2 separate regions of the Homo sapiens genome follow, and region 1 is linked to region 2. A link is an interaction called in ENCODE POLR2A ChIA-PET data of the cell type or tissue named here. Cell type or tissue: OCI-LY7. All regions are shown on one strand. Each heading gives the region's core, and the rest is flanking DNA. Links, peaks and the distances in the headings are about the cores only.

The links. Peaks named below come from ENCODE experiments on the same cell type or tissue, not always from the same donor. Only the 100,000 strongest peaks of a DNase experiment are listed, where the experiment ranks them.
Region 1: POLR2A ChIA-PET joins it to region 2 with 10 read pairs; 14 of 35 experiments call an interaction of 5 or more read pairs at or near these places.

Annotation. Positions count from the first base shown.
Region 1 is chr2:38,355,463-38,366,176 of GRCh38, reverse strand. All of the region lies in intron 1 of ATL2 (atlastin GTPase 2), which reads left to right. Among named protein-coding and RNA genes, the nearest start is that of ATL2, 16 kb to the left of the region's middle. In OCI-LY7, for the core only: no CTCF peak of the experiment used is centred there; no DNase peak of the experiment used is centred there.
Region 2 is chr2:38,463,293-38,474,006 of GRCh38, reverse strand. LINC02613 (long intergenic non-protein coding RNA 2613) reads left to right here. Exons shown (of 5, transcript NR_110259.1): 4 at 4,566-4,763. Among named protein-coding and RNA genes, the nearest start is that of LINC01883, 37 kb to the right of the region's middle. In OCI-LY7, for the core only: CTCF peaks have their summits at 7,842 and 8,041 (motif pointing right); DNase peaks (open chromatin) are centred at 4,706 and 8,086; H3K27ac peaks cover 391 bases.

The DNA of each region.
Region 1 (10,714 bases), core at 1,528-9,527, 110 kb after region 2:
CAAATTGCCAAACTAAGAGGGGACAAAAGGAGAGTATAGTGCGAAGCTCTGACTTTATCTTTGTTTTTTTTTTTTTTTTCAAATTAGTCACATTTTATCTAGTTGGAGGGGTGTTTATTTGTCTCCTTTTGGCACCATTCCCTTCTTTTCACGGCTGCTCTTGTAGTAGGAATTTTGTCTGTATTGAGCCAAGTCTGGAATTTGAGTGAATACTTACCTCTTTTTTTTTGAGACAGAGTTTAGCTCTTGTCGCCCAGGCTGGAGTGCAATGGCGCGATCTTGGCTCACTGCAACCTCTGCTTCCCAGATTCAAACCATTCTCCTGCCTCAGCCTCCCGAGTAACTGGGATTTTAGGTACACACCACCACACCTGGCGAATTTTTTTCTTTTTGAGATGGAGTCTCATTCTGTCACCCAGGAATGATCTCTGCTCACTACAACCTCTGCTTCCAGGGTTCAAGTGATTCTCCTGCCTCAGCCTCCCAAGTAGCTACTCCCAAGGGACTACAGGTACCCGCCCTCACGCCTGGCTAATTTTTTTGTATTTTTAGTAGAGATGGGGTTTCACTATGTTGGGCAGGCTGGTCTCGAACTCCTGACCTCGTGATTCACCCACCTTGGCCTCCGAAAGTGCTAAGATTACAGGTGTGAGTCACTGCTCCTGGCCAATTTTTTGTATTTTTAGTAGAGACAGGGTTTCACCATGTTGCCAAGGCTGGCCTTGAACTCCTGACCTCAGGTGTTCTGCCTGCCTCGGCCTCCCAAAGTGCTGGGATTACAGGTGTGAGCCACTGTGCCCGGCCTTCTCTTTTTTTAAACTGCTGCTGTAACAGTCATCTGAGGTAGAGAGATGTGGCAGAATGGAACTTAGTGTCTAAATTTCCAGAGTATTGGCTTAAAGCTTTTTGAAATTTGTCATAGTAGCCCTATTCGATCTAAGTGTCTATTCTAAATTTAAATATTCTAAATTTGTGTGTGTGTGTATTTGTGTGTGTGTGTGTGTGTGTATTTGTGTGTGTGTGTGTGTGTGTGTGTGTGTGTATGATTCCCTTGCTAACTGGCTATCCCAAATTTCAGAGTTCTTTTATGGCTTGATACTTTACAACTCTTAAAGTAATTTTTTTTTTTTTTTGAGACGGAGTCTCGCTCTGTACCCCAGGCTGGAGTGCAGTGGCGTGATCTCAGCTCACTGCAAGCTCCGCCTCCCGGGTTCACGCCATTCTCCTGCCTCAGCCTCCCTAGTAGCTGGGACTACAGGCGTGTGCCACCACGCATGGCTAATTTTTTGTATTTTTAGTAGAGACGGAGTTTCACCGTGTTAGCCAGGATGGTCTCAATCTCCTGACCTCGTGATCCACCCGCCTCAGCCTCCCAAAGTGCTGGGATTACAGGCGCAAGCCACTGTGCCTAGCCAACAAAGTTATTTTTTGAGCCTAAAAGAGAATTCTTAAACTATATGCCTGAGTCAAGGAAACCTTCTGTGTTTTCGATTAATTCTTGATCCGTGTGCTACAAAATCTTGGAGCTCTTAGAGTCATTGTACTAAAAATACTTCCGGAAATAGGAATGTAGTACATTGTCGTTTTATAAGGCATGTAAGAAAAGTGAGTGTTTCATATAACAAATATGGAATAATTTGGCCTAAGGCCACAGAGAATGATGTTTAAGAACTAGCTCTTCCATTTTTACTGTCACCTCTTGACTTTGGGCTTCTCACTTTATATTCGGGCTCTTGAAATTGCCTTATATCTGATTTGCGCATTACACTTCTTACTCATCACTTTGAGTTTATCTCTGCAACACAGCTTTGACTCTCTCTCCTCTGCTCTGAAATTGTCAGTGGTATTCCTCAGGGTTGATGTCCAACATTCTCAGACTATACTTTTATTTTTATTTTATTTTATTTTATTTTTTGAGATGGAGTCTCACTCTGTTGCCCAGGCTGGAGTGCAGTGGTACAATCTCGGCTCACTGCAACCTCTGCCTCCCGGGTTCAAGTGATTCTTCTGCCTCAGCCTCCTGAGTAGCTGGTATTACAGGCATCCGCCACCACGCCCGGGTAATTTTTGTATTTTTAGTAGAGACAGGGTTTCACCATGTTGGTCAGGCTGGTCTCCAACTCCTGACCTCATGATCTGCCTGCCTTGGCCTCCCAAAGTGCTGGGATTACAGGCGTGAGCCACTGTGCCCGGCCTAGACTACATTTTTAAAGTTAGCCTTAATCTGATCCTCAGGGCTTAAGAGGTGCAGCCGTCTTCAGAATGTCTTTATTGATAACCCTAGTTTAGATAATCCAAAAAGGGCTACTTTTGTACTCAAATAGCATTTCCTTTATTTTACAGTATCCTTTTATACTTTTTGTGTTAGAACCGTTAAGAGTAAAGACTGTTATTATTGAATTATACTTCTGTCTAGTATAGTGCCTTGCTCTCTAGTTACCAGTGTGAAGTAGGTAGGATGGGAGGTCTTCCTCGTAATTCATGACAGATTGGATAGTAGGTGTCCTGAGAATTGTTGGAGTTGGTGAATAGGAAACAGTGAGTTACACATTTACTTATATTTAAATATATGTGCTTATCTTGCCAAAGATGGGCAAATATACTTTTATTGCATCTTATATTTTAAAGGTATGCAATTTAATACTTGCCCTTCTAGAAAGTTTATGAAGAAAAAATTGTTCCCCAAATATTGGGAGACTGTGTAAATGATTTGCTGACTGTATAAATACATATTAACTAGGGAATTTTTGGAAAAATAGCTGTATGCCAAGATTTGTTATAAAGATGATAAATAACCCCCCCCCCCACCTTTTTAATAAACAACTTGTATTTTTGGTAGCTTTTTTCAGGTTTCTAGAAGTACTGAGCATATAAGAATTCAGATCTGAGTTTATTCAGCAGACATGCTCATTTGATAATAAAGATGCTAACAGTTTGGCTTAGTTGGAGGATGATGCATTTTGACAATTAGAAAGACCTGGTTGTGCATCCTCAGTTGATTACTTACAAAATGTGTATCCTCGCAGATTGCTTTATCTGAGCTTCAGTGTACTCCTTTATGGAAACAAGGAAACTCATAGCTACTCCACAAAGTGATTTTGAGGTTTAAAGAGATAATAGGCACATAGTCGGCACTCTGTGTTTTTCACTCTTCTGTAGTAAAAGCTACAACACCTAAAATTATTTCATACAGTGAATTATTTTGAGGGATGAGAAAGTTACTAATAATGTTTTCCTCTTTTCCTCCAGATGTCCATGTCTTTCAGTTCTTTGCTCAAATGTCATCTTGTAGGAGAAGTTATCTGTGACTACTGTCTTCAATGACAACTCCTGCCTCCATTTCCCTTGGCTCGCTTTACTTTTCTCTGTAGCACTTAACACTAGCTGACATCACACATATGTTTTCTATTGCTCTGTCTTTAGGATGTAAACTCCTAAGGGCAGGATTTTTGTTGTTGTTCTTAATTTTGTTTTACTACTGAATCTGTAGTTCTCAGAACTGTGTTGTAGGTGTTCAGTGACTATTGAAAGAATAAAGATTTATGCACCTCCAGTTCTAGACCTTTCACCCCTTGTGTCAGAATTAGCATGGTGCTGGTTAGTGGGGTGCTTGTTAAAAATGTAGATTTCTGGACTCCATGGATCAGCTGAATCAGACTCTGGAGGTGGGGTCTAAGAATCTGTATTCTGAGCCAGTTACCCAGATGGTTCTTAAACTCTAGTGGGTGTGAGACTCACTGTTGTACGGTGTGGCTGTGGCTAATTAAATATTGACAGTATTAACTCAGTCATAGGCCCATGATAAATAATTGAATTACAAATGTGTTGACCATTCTTTAGTAAGCAGTTTTTTGCCCCGTGATATGTCTGGTAAGGAAGGGTTATGTGTATTTGTAATTGTGATTATTTTGGTTGCTCTAGTTTTTTCCTAAACATCTAGTTTAATCTGGAACTTTAGGGAGCTAGAAATCTCAAATACCAGATGTTAGCGAATCCACCTTTCCCAAGCAAAAACAAGCCCTTTAAACCTATTCTTATTCTGCGCTTGTAGTTTTTTACTCATAAGAGTCGATTAGCTAATACTAGGGATTTATTTTAAATGATAAGCATCATTATGTGGACTGATTTGAGTCTCCTTTCTATGGCTGTATCACTGGGGAACAGTGATTGATCTGTTTAAGAATTATCCTATAACATCGAATAGCAGTTTGGTATAGTGGAAACAGCATGGGTTTAAAAGATAGAAATCTTGATGCATGCATTACCTTTTAACTGTAGAATCTTAAATAATTTTTAAAAAAACATCTTCGAAGATCCACATTTCCTCTCTGTGAAATGGGACTAATAGCTAAGTTACTGGGTTGTTGAGAGGATTATTTCATTGAGTCATTTCAGTAAAGGTAAGTTTTCTTGCCTGTCTGTGGAAGTAAATTTTGAGGCAAATTAAAATGTTTCATTAAAAACAATTGTAATGTATTTCAAACTTACAAAAATGACAGAGAAAGATAAAATAGATACCCAAGTAGCCATTGCATTAATCTAATACATAATATTTGCCATATTGATTTTGAATCCTTTTTAAAAGAGAAAATGTTACTGTGCAGTTGAATGGTTCACCCAATAACCTTTCTCTTTTACCCTTTCTTCGTAGATATGCACCTGTCCTGAAAGTGGTGTATGCTTTCTGGTTTTTAAATAGCTTATAACATTTGTATATTTCATAAATAATATACAGTATTGTGTTGTGTTTAAAACATGGTGAGTGGTTCAGACTGTATTTTGTAGCTTGATTTAATTTAAATTTTTTTTTTTTTTTTTTTTTTGAGACGGAGTCTTGCTCTGTCACCCAGGCTGGCGTGCAGTGGCGCGATCTCGGCTCGCTGCAGGCTCCACCTCCCGGGTTCATGCCATTCTTCTGCCTCAGCCTCCCTAGTAGCTGGGACTACAGGTGTGTGCCACCACGCCTGGCTAATTTTTTGTATTTTTTAGTAGAGATGGGGTTTCACCACGTTAGCCAGGATGGTCTCGATCTCCTGACCTCGTGATCCACCTGCCTCGGCCTCCCAAAGTGCTGGGATTACAGGCATGAGCCACCGCGCCTGGCTGCTTGATTTAATTTTTTTCATTCCACGTTGGTGTGGAAGCTTATCCATATGTAAATATTTAGATCTTATGCATTAATTTCAATTCTCTGACTTATTTTTTATTTATCCATGGGTATTTAGGTTGTTCCAATTTTTTTTTTTGTAGTTACCAACAATACTTTGGTGAACAAGGAACCATGTTTCGTTCTTCTTGTATATGTATGCAGGAATTTCTCTAGGATATAAACAACTTACCTAAAAAATATTAAAGTAAGAAAGTTTCAATATTGTGTACTCTCATTCTTTAAAAATCTGGTCCACATAACAAAAGTATGTTCTCCCTCATTTCCCCCCAAAAAAGTACCTAAGAGCCCGTCTAAGACCCTTTTTTTTGGTCTTGACTTGAGGTGAGATTTTCTTCAAGACTTCTCTGTAGAAGAAAATGAAGAGACTTGCAGAACCTGAATAAAATGTCTGAATTTCTGTCTTGTTGATTATAGAGTTCCCCGAGGCTGGGTGTGGTGGCCCACTCCTGGAATCCCAGCACTTTGGGGAGGCTGAGGCAGGAGGATCCCTTTAGTCCAGGAGTTTGAGACCAGCCTGGGCAACATAGTGAGACCTGGTCTCTACAAAAACTAAATTAGTTGACTGTGGTAGTGCATGCCTGTGGTCCCAGCTACTCAGAAAGCTGAGATGGGAGGATGTCTTGAGCCTTGGGGGTCAAGGCCACAGTGAGCTGTGATTGTGCCACTGTACTGCAGCCTGGGCATCAGAGCAAGACCCCATCTCAAAACAAATAAGCAAAACACCCAAAATCTTAAAAAAAAAAAAAAGAATCCCCTGAGCCATCGCTTATTCTAGAATCTCCTGACTAGCTAACAAAGTTGACTTCCTAAATTTTAACGTCATTTAAAATACCAAATTTAAATTTACTTTAGTATTCTTTTTTTTTTTTTTTTTTTTTGAAATGGAGCCTTGCTCTGCCCAGGCTAGAGTACAGTGGACGACGATCTCATCTCACTGCAACCTCTACCTCCCAGGTTCAAGTGATTCTCGTGTCTCAGCCTCCCAAGTAGCTGGGATTACAGGCATCTGCCACCACGCCCAGCTATTTTTTTGGTATTTTTAGTAGAGACGGGGTTTCACCATATTGGCCAGGCTGGTTTTGAACTCCTGACCCCAAGTGATCCACCTGCCTCGGCCTCCCAAAGGGCTAGGATTACAGGCGTGAGCCACCGCGCCCGGCCAACTTTAGTATTTTTTTTAAGTACACTTACATATTCAGGTGTATGCTTTTAAGAACTGGGTAATATTTGATGACAAACTTTGGGGAAAAATACTTTTGAGTTTATACATTTATAAACCATTTTACATTTTTCTTCGTCTATTTTAATAAATGCATAAAAGTATTTTTTGCCTTAGTGTTCTTTAAGTGGGAACAGCAAAAATTCTGTGACATCAGTGGTAGTTACTATGGAAACGGGGTACATTTCAAGTGGAAAATAGTATGTGAATCCTATAGGAAAAACAACTCTTTGTTTCCTGATTTAATAGTAATGAAGGAAGGAGATGAATGGTATTATATACTCTTTAAAGCATTTTTTTTTTTTTTTTTGAGATGGAGTCTGGTTCTGTCACTGAGGCTGGAGTGCAATGGCGGGATCTTGTCTCACTGCAACCTCCCTCTCCCGGGCTCTGGGGTTCAAGTGATTCTTCTGCCTCAGCCTCCCAAATAGCTGGGATTACAGGCGTGTGGCACCACGCCTGGCTAATTTTTGTATTTTTAGTGGAGACAGGGTTTCACCATGTTGGCCAGGCTGGTCTGGAACGCCTGACCTCAGGTGATCCACCCACCTCGGCCTCCCAAAGTGCTAGGATTACAGGCGTGAGCCACTGCAGCTGCCCTCTTTAAAGCATTTTTAAAAGTCTATTTTAGGATGGTCTTTTGTTGTTGGCTAGAAAGGGACAAGTCTAAGGGAGAAAATATTTGATAACTGAAATTGTTAATAAGTCGTTTCCTGGAGTCTTTAAAATTTTTGTTTTTGTAATTTGCATTGTAGTTCTAATTTTATATGAGAGAAATATGAGTTTATAAGTTCTTAATGTTTTACAGGACCAGATTATAAGTTAAAATATTTTCTTGTAGTATCTGTTTGACTAGTAGCTGTTTTTTTCCTTCAAAAAAAATTTATCGAAGTCCAAGTTTGTGTCTTTGTCAGTACTTGTAATACTTGTATCCCAGGCTGCAATAGTCTTGTGGGGGAGACCCAGCACTGTTATAAAAGCTCACCCAGGTGATTGGATGAGCTAGACTAATAGTTTAATAGAGCTAAACTAGCTGATAGTTTTCAATCCTAGCCGTATATCATGTTAACGTTTTAAAATAATTTTTTTTTTTTTTCAGACGGAGTCTCGCTCTGTCGCCCAGGCTGGGGTGCAGTGGCACGGTCTCGGCTCACTGCAAGCTCCGCCTCTTGGGTCCACGCCATTCTCCGGCCTCAGCCTCCTGAGTATCTGGGACTACAGGCGCCTGCCACCGTGTCCGGCTTACTTTTTTTGTATTTTTAATAGAGACGGGGTTTCCCTGTGGTCTCGATCTCCTGACCTCGTGATCCGCCCGCCTTGGCCTCCCAAAGTGCTGGGATTACAGGTGTGAGCCACCGCGCCCAGCCATTTTAAAATAATTTCTATAGCTTTTTCCTTTTTTAAGTAGAGATTGTTTTATGTACCTCGACTTTTTTGAACTTTGGTATATCAAACCCTTGATAGCAACCCTGGAGTGGTTAGTTGTATCACAGTATTAGCAGTCTCCCAGGAAAAATAGAGCATTACAGTTTAGCTTGAAAACTTTTTTTCTTCCTTGAAAATTTTATTTTAATATTGTTAGAAACTACATGAAATAGAATTAAATGAATGACACTTACATCCTAAACACTTGTGAAATAGAGTGACCCTTGTTAGTCCATATATCCTGAGGACCAGCAATTTTGGCATCATCTTGGATTGATAATAATGCAGTTTCAAGCTCAATCCCAGTTTTATTGAATCAGGATATGCATTTTAACAAGATACTCAGGTGATGTGTATTCATGTTAAGCTTGACTAGCACTGCTGTGGAGGAAATAACACTAAATAAGACCTGGCCTTGATTTCCCCCCAAACAGTGGTTTAATTGTATGTTTTTCTTATTTTTAAAATGAGTAAATTGGGCTGCATAATCTATAAAGCCTGTGGGAGTGATGTAATAGTTTTAATTTTAAGTATTGAGGCTAATTTTTAAGCATATGTACTAGAACTTGAATGTTGTCATGTATCTTGATATATATTCTAGGGTGTATATGTATGTTCTATTAATGCCTAAAACCTTGTAGTTCTTGGAAAATGCTTTTCCTCCCCAATATAAAAAAGTATCTCTAGAGGTTTTTTTTTTTTTTTTTTTTTGAGACGGAGTCTTGCTCTGTCACGCAGGCTGGAGTGCAGTGGTGCGATCTTGGCTCACTGCAAGCTCCGCCTCCCGGGTTCAAGCGATTCTTCTGCCTCAGCCTCCTGAATAGCTGGGACTACAGGTGTGCCACCACGCCCAGCTAATTTTTGTATTTTTAGTAGAGATGAGGTTTCACCATGCTACTTCTTTTTTTTTTTTCCTTAATCCCAAATGTGATAGGAAACATTTCTGACTGAGGGTTCTGTAGGAAGTAAATCATAAGTATATTAAACAAACATATATATAGTAACTATAAACTTTTTATTTTATTTATTTATTTTTGAGACGGAGTCTTCCTCTGTTGCCAGGCTGGAGTGCAGTGGCGTGATCTTGGCTCTCTGCAACCTCTGCCTCCTGGGTTCAAGTAATTGTCCTGCCTCAGCCTCTCAAGTAGCTGGGATTACAGGCACCCACCACCATGCCCAGCTAATTTTTGTATTTTTAGTAGAGACAGGGTTTCACCATGTTGGCCAGGATGGTCTCGATCTCCTGACCTCATGATCCACCTGCCTCGGCCTCCCAAAGTGCTAGGATTACAGATGTGAGCCACCGCACCCAGCCGGCTAAACCTTTTAAATTAGATTTCCAGCATTAAATTATGTACTGTATACAAGGTACTCCAGTTTACAGCAAACACAAAGTTTTTTGAATTAAAAAACCTGTCGTAAAATACTGTTTAAACATCTGATTTAGTGTAGAATTAAAGGGACTTTAGGGTGGTAATTTAAACATTTCTTTAAAACTATCTAGATTGTGAATAGACCGTTCATACAAGAGGAAACATGTATAGAAATGGTTGTTAGTGAAAGAAATGAGTATTAAAGCAGTTTGAATGGTGTGACTGAAGAACTTAATTTTCAGTTTTATTTAATTTTATTTACATTAACAGTTTTGTTAGTATGGATACAAATATGAGTGGAAAATGATTAATATTTGATTTGGTTATACTGGAAAACTTTGTTGGAACAACTTTTATACATGTCTACTTTTTCAGTTGTAAGTTTTATGAAATTAAATGATTATGTGTTTCTGATAAGCATTTAGTGTCTAAGTTGAAATGTGCTGTAGGTGTAAAATACACAGCAGATTTAGAAGACTGTATGTAAAGTAATAATGGGCCAGGCGTGGTGGCTCATGCCTGTAATCCCAGCACTTTGGGAGGCTGAGTGAGGTGGGTGGATCACTTGAGCCCAGGAGTTCGAGACCAGCCTGGGCAACATGGTGAAACCCTATCTCTACAAAAAATTTAAAAAAAAATTAGCTGGCTCACGCTTGTAGTCCCAACTACTTGGGAGGCTGAGGGAGGAGAATTGCTTGAGCCGAGATCGCACCATTGCACTCCAGCCTGGTCGATGAGAGTGAAACCCTGTCTCAAAAAAAAGAAAAAAGAAAGAAAAGTAAAAAATACTGAGTAGGTTGAAATGCTAATATTTTGGGTTAGTAAATAAAAATATTATTTAAATGATTTTTTTTAAATGTGACTTAGAAAACTTAAAATTACATATGTGGCTAATTTTTCTTGTGGGTAGGGTTGTCTATTCTATATTCTTAATAGTAATTTTTTGTTTTCTTATTATATTGATTACTTAGAGTTGTTAAACTCTCCAAATGTGGCCAGGCATGGTGGCTCATGCCTGTAATCCCAGCACTTTGGGAGGGCGAGGTGGTGGGTGGATCATTGAGGTCAGGAGTTCAAGACCAGCCTGGCCAAAATGGTGAAACCTGTCTCTACTAAAAATACAAAAATTAGGCGTGGTGGTGCGTGCCTGTAATCCCAACTACTCAGGAGGCTGAGGCAGGAGAATTGCTTGTACCTGCAAGACGGGGGTTGCAGTGAGCCGAGATGGCACCACTGCACTCCAGCCTGGGTGACAGAGCGAGACTCAAAGAAAAAAAAAAAAAAAAGAACCAAACAAATGTGACTATGCATTTATCTGTTTTTCTTTTTAGTTCTCTGAATTTTTGCTTCGTGTATTTTGAGTTTCTTACTTGGCATTGTTATGTCTTTCTGATGAGTACACATTTTATATGTGGTATGCTTTTAGTCTTGAAGCCAGCTTTGATGTTTATGTAGCTACTTTAGCTTTCTTATGATTAATGTCTGTATAGTATACCTTTTCCCCTTTTACTTTGAAACTTTACTTGA
Region 2 (10,714 bases), core at 1,437-9,436:
TTGTGATATTCTGTAGTTGGAATCTACTAACCCAAATTCATTGGCCAGTTCTACAACTACTGTGTTAAAGCCAACATCTGTCTTCTATGAGAGAACAACTCCCTTTCCCCTACTCTTGTTTCTTGTGCCCAATATCTAACCCCCCTCGGCTGGTGTCAATCCTGTCTTCACAATAGCCGTCAGTTTCAACCCACTCTTTCCTGTCTTCTGTCAGTCCCTCTGGGTGGGCCCAGGGAATTTCTCAGCTGGATTACCATGGATCTGTCAGCCTCTTCACTGATTCACCTGTTTCCACGCTCTCCCTCTTTTCATCCCTTGTGTATCAAGGAAATCTTTATAAAAGGCGAGTCTGATCAGTTTATTTTTCTGCTGTAAATTAAAATTTATGATTTTATGTGTGCTCCTGTCTTCCTCTCTAGAGCCTCCCCATGACAGTACCACACCCCAGCCCACTTCTTTCATTTCAACTAGGAAGGATTTTAATAGTGCTACAGAGAGCATTTTCATAATGTACAGACAGTACAGTGACACCCACATTTCTGCCCAATTCTATCATCATTTCTTTCTTTTTTCTTTTTTGAGACAGTGTCTTACTCTGTTGCCCAGGCTGGAGTGCAGTCTCATTGCAACCTCTACCTCCTGGGTTCAAACAATTCTCGTGCCTCAGCCTCCCAGGTAGCTGGGATTACAGGCCTATGCCACCTCGTCCGGCTAATTTTCATACTCTTAGTAGAGACAGGGTTTTACCATATTGGCCAGGCTGGTCTTGAACTCCTGGCCTCAAGTGATCTGCCCGCCTCGGCCTCCCAAAATGCTGGGATTATGGGCATGAGCAACTATGCCCAACCTTCTACTTCTACTTTTTGCTTGCTTCTATCCTCATTTCTTGACACTCACCTCCCAACCAGACCAAACAGCTAGAGGATCCCTGAATGCACCATCCTCTCTACCTCTGTGCCTTTATGCCTGCTATTTCCTCTGCCTGAAATTATCCTTCTTCCTATTCCGGAAGACTTGCATGTTGTACCTCCCTTCTTTGCAGCATTCTTACTGCAATCGTAGCCTGACCAGCGTGGACAGTCATTTTTTGATTTGTCACTAATATCAGGTGGGCAGGGATCATCTGTGTCTTTCAGCACAGAATCCTTAGCACATGTGCTTGCTCATGGAACGAAACAGCGCAATGTCTTCTCCCTAAATCAGTGTCTGATAACGTCTAGGGGCCAGGCGCGGTGGCTCATGCCTGTAATCCCAACACTTTCGGAGGCCGAGGCAGGTGGATCACCTAAGGTCAGGAGTTAGAGACCAGCTTGGCCAACATGGTGAAGCCCCATCTCTACTAAAAATACAAAAAATTAGCCGGGCATTGTGGCAGGTGCCTGTAATCCCAGCTACTCAGGAGGTTGAGGCAGGAGAATTGCTTGAACCCAGGAGGCAGAGGTTGTAGTGAGCTGATATCATGCCATTGCACTCCAGCCTGGGCAACTAGAGTGAAACTCCATCTCAAAATTAAAACAAACAAACAAACAACAAACGAAAAAAACTAACCTCTAGGACAGTGTCATCGGCAAGGTGGAGTTGACGAGTCAGAAATCACTGGTACTTGGTGGAAGTTATTTGTAGCCTGACACAATGCTGTTTCTCCCCAGCCAGGAGCTCTCTTCTCCCAGACTGTGAGCTGCCTCATGCCCTTACTTGCTTCAGACGTCTGTTTCTTGATTCACAAGCCTTCTTTGACTACTCCATATGAAATAGTAACCACCCATCCTCAGCAATCCCTATTTTCCTCTAGCCTGCCTTTCCCCACTCCTTCGACTTTATTGCCATCTGACCTACTATGTGCTTATTTGCTTATTTGTTTACTGTCTGCTTATTTGTTACTATTAGAGTATAAGCTCCCTAAGGGCAGGGATTTTTCTGTTTTGTTCCCTGCTGCATCCTTAGTGCCTGATACATTATGTGTATGTGTTCAACGAACAAATGTGCCCAGAGAACAGTGCATGCCACCAAAGGACAAGACTATGCATTTTGGTTTCCCAGGGTTTATTCTCCATATGATAAAACTCATTAAGTAGTCGCTTATAGGCAGAAACCGGTCACAGGAATGGTTTAGGGAGTTCCAAGAATGAAAATAGCTTCTCTCAGCCTCAAGCAATATAAAAAATATATTTTAAAAAAAGGTTATCACCCTGTCTCGAAAAACCAATAATGTACATGAAGAAAAAAGATCAGAGCAAACAAAGAAAAAGAAAAGGAGAGGGGCTGGGTGTGGTGGCTCACACCTGTAATCCCAGCGCTTTGGGAGGCCAAGGTGGTTAGATCATGAGGTCAGGAGATGGAGACCATCCTGGCTAACACAGTGAAACCCCGTCTCTACTAAAAATACAAAAAAAAAAAAAAAAATTAGCTGGGTGTGGCGGCAGGCACCTGTAGTCCTAGCTACTCGGGAGGCTAAGGCAGGAGAATGGTGTGAACCTGGGAGCTTGCAGTGAGCTGAGATCACTCCACTGCACTCCAGCCTAGGCAACAGTGTGAGACTGTCTCAAAGAAAAAAAAAAAAAAGAAGAGGAGAGACGGAGAGAGAGACAGAGAGAAAGATGCTCAACCACACCACACCAACCTTTTGATGCTACCAGTAGATCTTTGGTGTTTGTTCTAAATTCTGTAAAACCAAATTTACTGAGCTATAAGAAAAAGCAAATGGCAATAGACAAGCTAAATGCTGTGCTTTTATATTAAGAAGCAAGCCCAAGGGTTATTATGTGTGATTTCACTAAGATTCAACCCAGTCTCACAAGAGAGTTGGGCAGGTGATTTATGGGCTGAGGTCTTGGCTTGAACCCTCAATTAGCCTTAGGGCCTAGGGCAAGCCACTTTCCCCTTCTGAGCCTCACCTTCTGCCAGCAAGATAGTGAGGGAGTTGGTGAAAACCAATTTCCAAGGTCTCTTCCACCCATAATGTTCTATGACTCTGTATCTTGACAAGGGTTTTCAATTTGTCCTCATTAATGAAGAGATTCCATTAACCAGGACGTTAAATTCCCTGAGAGTTCTGGTTAATTGGATCCTTACTAAAATAGCTTCTAAATCTTGTTTACTACATTAAAAAAATAAAAGCATTTTTGCATTAATTTCTACCTGCAGGGAATATAAAAGCATTGAACTGTAACAGCTGGGGGTTTCTCCAGAAGTTATTCCTTAAAGCAGAGTTTTCGAAACATTTTGACAGTGATCGCCGTTAAAAAAAAAAAAAAGCAAACTTTTTACATCACACACACACACACACATGGTATCAAAGGTTTGTGAAATAATATTTAACTTTACCATATGATACAGTGTTGATATTTTATATTCTATTCAGAAAAGCTATTCAGTCCACAAGTTGATTTCATGATCCAGGGTTTGAAAAGCACAGCCCTACAGTTCCACAGGAGTCCATCTGCCCCTCATGGACCTCTTTGCATGTCTGCTGGGGGTAAAAAATGCCCAAGACATCCCAGGGCTGTCATGTGGATATCTGAGGACATTGTAGTTACTTTATTGGTTTCACGTTCTGATTCACACTCTTTGAAATGTCTTCGGTATTGCCTGAGAAGTGCTCCTAAGCAGCACAGTGAAGAGAAAAGAGCACTAGACAAGAGTTTTGACTTCTAGTCTGGGTTCTGTTACTATATGGCTGTGTGACTTTGGATAATTCACTTAACCTCTCTGAGCCTTAGCTACCTTCAAACATGGGAATGAATGACATATCCAGGTGCCCCTCTCCTGTACACTCTGTGATCAGGTGACCCAAGAATAATTGCTGTTTTCTTCTAGGGATGGGGAAGAGGAGGAACTGCTGATCTGTTCTGTCCTATATAGGCGTGATGATAGGGACTGGAATTGTGCTTTATGTCCACTTTAGGTGGGACTGGGACAGATGAAATGCCCATAAAGGGCTTTTGATTTCTGTGGCAAAATGGTTTTAAAGCTCCACCCAGTTTTAAAGAATTATTTCTGGACTAAGTATTCCTTGGGAGAGTCCTGCTGTTTCTCAGAGCTTCTCATGTACTCCTTTTTCCTGTATGAGTTAGATCCCTAGCTGTCCCTGCTGGTGTTAACAATTCTTCATGGAGTTGTGTGCCGTTTGGCTGTTTTCCCGTCCTTACATGTGGATGTGGTGAAATAGCCTTCCCAGTGGTGTAAAGTGACATGGAGTGATGGACCACAGTGGGAACCCCTGGAAAGAGGACCTGGGAAGACCCGAGCCGAGATCAGAGTTCAGGCACGGGTGGTCGTGTGGTGCACGCCAAGCAGAACTGTCCAGCTGATACCTGAGCTGCGGCAGGAAAGATGGCAATGCCCTACAATATGGCAACCTCAGATCTCCTATTTGCTTGCGAGTTTTTGTTTGGTTTGATTTTGGTTTCAGTTTGGTATTTGCAGTAACACCAATCTGAAGAATTAGCAACATTCTTCAAAAATGTTCGTAATAACCAGCTTTGCAGTCCAAAGGGCAGCCTTGATTCCAGCTTTCTGCAGCTCACTAAGCCTAAAATTGGGTGTATTATTCATTTTCTTTCCAGATGTGAAACAACCATTTCAACCAGCTTGGACAAAAGAGAGAAGCCAAGATGGGGCTGAGAAACCAATGCAGGCAGGCCCAGGGACCCAGGAGTCAGGGACCAGGTGCTACCAGATGCTTGCTCCGACTCGTGTTGCTGCTGTCTTCTCTGTGCCTCAACTCTGTCCTCTGTCACTGCAGGCAGCTTCCTCCCAAGGTGGTAAGTAGGGCTGCTGCCAGCCCTGGTGAATGACATCTTAGCTTTTACACTGGAGATACACTGACCGCCTTTCTTGGTTCCAGGATGAAAAAGTCTGGGGAGGACTTTGACTCTTACCCATCCCCTGGAAAAATCAACTGGGGAGGTGGAATTCATGGAAGAACATGGCAGCTCCTGAGGCAGATGTTTGGGTTGGAAAGAACACAGCATTCATTCATTCATGTGGCACTTTTTTTTTTTTTTGACGGAGTTTCACTCTGTCACCCAGGCTGGAGTGCAGTGGCGCGATCTCAGCTCGCTCATGCAGCACATTTTTATTGAGCAAAACTGAGAGGCTGAGTGAGAGACCAAAGTCTTCACTGATGAGGGAGAGGGTGCCCAGAGATTGGCAGATGAAGGTGAAGAGAAAAGGTAGAGGACACCAAGGGCCCTGCCAAGCAGCAGAAGTAGGAGGAATTGAGGAGCTTCTTCCGGAATGAAATCAGTTGCACTTTTTTATTTTTTATTTTTTGAGACAGGGTATTTCTCTGTTCTCCAGGCTGGAGTGCAGTGGTTGATCTCGGCTCACTGGTGACCAACCTTTGGCTCCTGGCTCAAGTGGTCTTCCTGCCTCAGCCTCCTGAGGAGTTGGTATTACAGGCACGTACCACCATGCCTGGCTGATTTTTGTATTTTTAGTAGAGATGGGGTTTCACCATGTTGTCCAGGCTGATCTTGAACTCCTGAACTCAAGTAATCAGCCCACCTCGGCCTCCCAAAGTGCTGGGATTTTAGGCGTGAGCTACCGGGCCCGGCCCAATTGCTCCTTTGAAAGGAAGTCCTGCTATGAAAAAAAGTAGCAGTTGAACTAAATGGTGAATTGAATGATGTAGCTGCTTTACATCCTGGCTCAAGCTCCTGACCTTGTTGTAAAACAATAAAAGTTTGGGCACCAGCAGTGAGTCTGCCAGCTACACTGTGAGTAGCTGTGCCCGAGGGGAATTCTTGCACATACTCTATGGGAGATGTGTACAAGAATGTGCATAGTAGCATTGTCTATAATAGCTAAAAAAGGAAACAACCCAGATATTCATAAGTAACAGAATAACGAAGAAATTTTGGCATAATGAAATCCCATATAGCAAAGAAACCAAATAAACTACAGCTACACTCATCAACATGAACAAATTTCAAAAATACTGTTGAGCAAAGACAGCATGTTAAGAAGGTTACAATTAGCATGGCTTTGTCACATGAAATTCACAAAAGGCACCACTAAGCAGTATATTGGTTAGGGATCCACAACAAATGGATTAAAACTATAAAGGAAAGCCAGGGAATGAGTAACACCTGTGTCAGGTCAGTGGCTTGCCCCAGGGTTTGGGAAGGGAGAGCAAGACAATTGGGAAGGGTGGGCATGGAGTGAGCTTCATGGTATTGGCAATGTTCAATTCCTTAAGCTGGGTGGTGTGGATATGTGTATCTGGTTTTTATTATTATTCTTTAAGCTGGACATATACGTTATGCACATTCTTTTGTAATATGATCTATTTCACAATGAAAAAAAATTGTAAAGCAGATATAGCCAAAACCAAAGCTCCTCCACACCCCAATAAAAGGTAGAGTTTGATGTGGTTGAAGAGTCTGAGCCTCAATGGAATGAGGACTTTTCCAGATGTGGTGCTGTACTGGCTGGAATAGCATCCGGGAGAAAGGAGGATGGCAAAGCAACCCACACTGCCCCCTGGCCAGGGCATCGGCAGCTGGACTGAGGGGTGCCCTGGTATCCCCGGGACCTCCTTTTCCTATGGCTCTGGGACCGCTGTGTGCCCACTCTATGCCCCTTTCTTCCTGCACCACAATCCTCAGGGGTTGGCTGGCTTTTCGGAGTCGCCACCAGGTACTTTATTTCTCACAGCTTTCCCACGGCTGCCTGCTGAGTAGGAGGCAATTATCCTAACTTCTCATGTTTTTGACCCTCAAAGCAAGTGCCCCAGCCCATTTGGAGTTAAAAATGTGAAAGCATTTTGGACCACATCCAAAATCTGGTCACTCACCATGTGATTACCTTTTTAGGGAAGGTTTATCATTTGCCTGCTGAAGTTTACTTTAATTTCTGAATGTTTTGCAAACACATTCTTTGTTGACAGCCCTAGCTGGAAATGTTTCAGCTCACCGTGTTCTGGGTAAAAAACATTGTCAAGTCTTTTTTTAACCCCTCACGTTAGATGGTTTTTCTTGGCCTGCATTTCAGTGTCCATTAACCTTAGTGTCGTAACATCTTGGAGTTAGAAGCAACCTTGGAAGCCACCCATCCAACTTCCCACCCAGTGGGAGAATTGTTCTGAAGCTTGCCTGATCACCAGCCTCAGATAGCTTGCTTTTTAAGGGCATTGCTGTACAGACACAGAGTACCATAGTTTACCAATTCCCCATAACATTTTGCATACATTTTCATGAATCTTGCAGAATCAGAAAGCAGTGTGAGCAATTCCAAGTTTGCTAATTAAATTAAAATGAGCACAGACTCTTACAAAACAGGTTTTAGAGTTTCAGGAGGCCTTACATGGTCAAAGACATTTTTCACCTACTTAAAATAATCCTATCCTGGTTAGCAGGGACAGAGAGATGAGGGAGTTGGACACATCACATGCTTGGAAGGAGAAGCAGAGAAGGATTGCTTGGCAGTCCTGTGTGTACATTTTCTTCTGTCCCTTTGTTCTTACTTTCTTGCCTCCTTAAAAGAACAGAGATGGCCAGGTGCGGTGGCTCACACCTGTAATCCCAGCATTTTGGGAGGCCGAGGTGGGCGGATCACGAGGCCAGGAGTTCGAGGCCAGCCTGACCAACATGGTGAAACTCCGTCTCTACTAAAAATACAAAAATTAGCCAGGCGTGGTGGTGGGCGCCTGTAATCCCAGCTACTCAGGAGACTGAGGCAGGAGAATCACTTGAACCTGGGAGGTGGAGGTTGCAGTGAGCTGAGATCGCACCACTGCACTCCAGCCTGGGCAACAGAGTGAGACTTGGTCTCAAAAACAAACAAACAAACAAACAACAAACAAAAACAAAACAAAACAAAAAAAGAACAAATGGTATATAAATGAAGAATATAGACATTGCCCTGCTGAAGGGCGCTGGACTGGCCTGTCATCCTCCCACTGCCACCGCCTGTCTTTCCACCTAATGGTAACTGGATGCCTTGTCCCATTAGTTTGGGCCTACCCCAGTTTCTGAGCCCACCGAGAGATAGTGCAATGTGTGTTAATAGTTGCCCCTTCCACCTGTCTCCCTAACTTTTGTTCTGCTCCAGTAGAGGGAGCCAAGCGGTGATACCAGCTGCTATGGTGGTTAAGTGAGCTTGAGCCTTGAGCCACGCTGGGACCTTGGTGGCACAGGCCCCTCAGAGTAAGGGGAGGAAGCTGGCCTGGGAAAGACTGAAGTTAACCCATCAGAACAACAGGGTTGTTCTGTGCCTAACCCCTCTCTCATGCAAGCTGAGGAGAGTTTCTGGGCTAAAGAAGGTAGCTGAAGATTTTTTTTTTTTTAAGTTAGGGGTAGGAAGCTCAAGCAGGGGTGAGGAGAGAACAATGCAAGGTGCTGACCCAGCCTGGACACACAGGTGCAAGGTCCAGGGGGCATGTGAAGTTCAGGTAAGCTTAAGTAATGGTTGTGAGAAGGCCTAGTTGGTGGCACAGGGCCTGGTGGACCCTTCACAGCATGATACCCCAGTCAGAGCCTATGCAGAGAGACAGGCAAGAAGTGGCAGGATGTCGGGGCCACAAGCAGAAGCTCAGGGCAGGCCAGCATGCCCTGCAGGCCACCAGGGGCAGGAGCCTCCTTCAAGGTTCTGATCCTGCTGTGTGGTCCCTCCCCAGACACCCAGATCTCCCGCAGCACGCTGAGCACCTAGAGACTGGTCCAGGACTGATGCACTCACAGATCTGCCTGGGTCCCGTCTGATGACTCGAAGGGGCCAAGGAGACTGGGACTGACTGCCTGAACTGCCGGGCCCCAAGTTCCGTCAATTCAAATCAACAAATACTGGACTGTGTATCTCTGGGTGAGGGAGTTGGGGTAGGATAAAGATAAGGGGCTGGGTGGCCAACTAAGAGGGAGATTAGGAAATGCTGATAATGTCATATCATATGAATTATACAGCAGATTACACAGCCAGAGGACACTGCTTCGTTAGTCCATACAGGCATCTATTTACATGGGGCATTTACATGGGAGAAGGAGAGGGGGAAGACAACATAGGAAGAGAGGAAGCGGGGGAAGAATTTTGCATAGAAAAAATGCAGTGCCAATCCCTGACCTTGTCTTCCAGTCCAGTGGCAGGTGGCAGCAGGGAAGGACTAAAGGAGCCATTTCCGCAGGGCGTCAGGGAGACAGAGGCCACAGCTATCTGCTTAGGTTCCAAAGTAACTTCAGGGATACTGAGTGGAGGAGAGGGTCATTGTCCTCACCCCGCTGTGCAGCAAAGCATCTCTGTGAGTGTGAGGGCAGCAGAGGTGTAACTCCATGTTGGCACCTACACCACTGGTGTAGTGGAAGCAGCACCCTTGGCGTGCACACAGGTGTATCCCCAGAGGGCAGCCTGAGAGCGCAGCGCAGAGCATCCGCAGGACTTGAGTGGGATCGGAGGTCAGGAACCAGTGACGTTCTGGACACACCCATTATTTTCAACTGGTTGGTACCAGGTTGGGCCAGTAGGACCTGCAAATACTCCAGTTGTGGAAGTTAACAGAGTGTCCTCTCTAGGCGCTTTAATTGCCACCTTCATAACAGCCTTGAAAAATTCCACCCGCCCCCCAACCTTTTAAATTTCTTTTCTTTTCTTTTTTGTCTTTTGAAACGGAGTCTCACTCTGTTGCCCAGGCTGAAGTGCAGTGGTGCAATCTCAGCTCACTGCAGCCTCCACTTCCCGGGTCCAAGCGATTCACCTGTCTCAGCCTCCCAAGTAGCTGGGACTACAGGCACGTGCCACCATGCCTGGCTAATTTTTATATTTTTAGTAGAGACGGAGTTTCACCATGTTGTCCGGGCTGGTCTCGAACTCCTGGCCTTAAGTGATCCGCCCATCCCGGCCTCCCAAAGTGCTAGGATTACAGGCATGAACCACCGCACCCGGTCCCTACCTTTTAAATGTCATAGAACTTTTCTGAATCTGCAATTACCTTGTTTTTTTTCCTTTGGTCCAAGGGTCAGCCAATTTTAAAAATTTTTTTTTCTGTAAAGAGCCAGATAGTAAGTACTTTTGGCCTTGGGGGCCATATGGTCTCTGTTACAACTGCTCAGCTCTGCCACTGTGGTCTGGAAGCAGCCATTGACAATGCATAGACTAACGAATGTGACTGTATTCAAATAACAGATGATTTATGGACTCTGACACTGGAATTTTATATACATTTTCACAAATTACAAAACATTCTTTTTGATTTTTTTCACAAATCCAAAAATATGAAAAACATTTTTAACTTGTTGGGTGCAGAGACAGTCCCTGGCCGTAGTTTACCAATCCCTGAGGGTCAGGAAGGGCTCATAGTTGTGTTGCTAGTGCCTAGCACAATGTCCGACATACAGTAGGTGCTCAGCAGATATTTGTTGGAGGTGTGAACTGCACTTTACATACAAGGAGACCACAGCTCAGGAGGTTAATCAGCTCTCTGAAATGTGGAGTTAGAACTCACACTTTCATGGTTTGCAATACTTTGGAAAGTGAAGTGGTTGGCAGCTCTTCCAGCTGCGAGTCCTCCACTCCTTCTACCAAATCACAGCTTTGGCCTTCCCAGAAAAAAATATTGTCATATGGAATTTCACAGAATTGGGGGCCGGGCGTGGTGACTCATGCCTGTAATCCCAGCACTTTGGGAGGCCGAGGCAGGTGAATCTCTTGAGGTCAGGAGTTCGAGACCAGCCTGGCCAACATGGTGAAATCCCGTCTCTACTAAAAATACAAAATTTAGCCA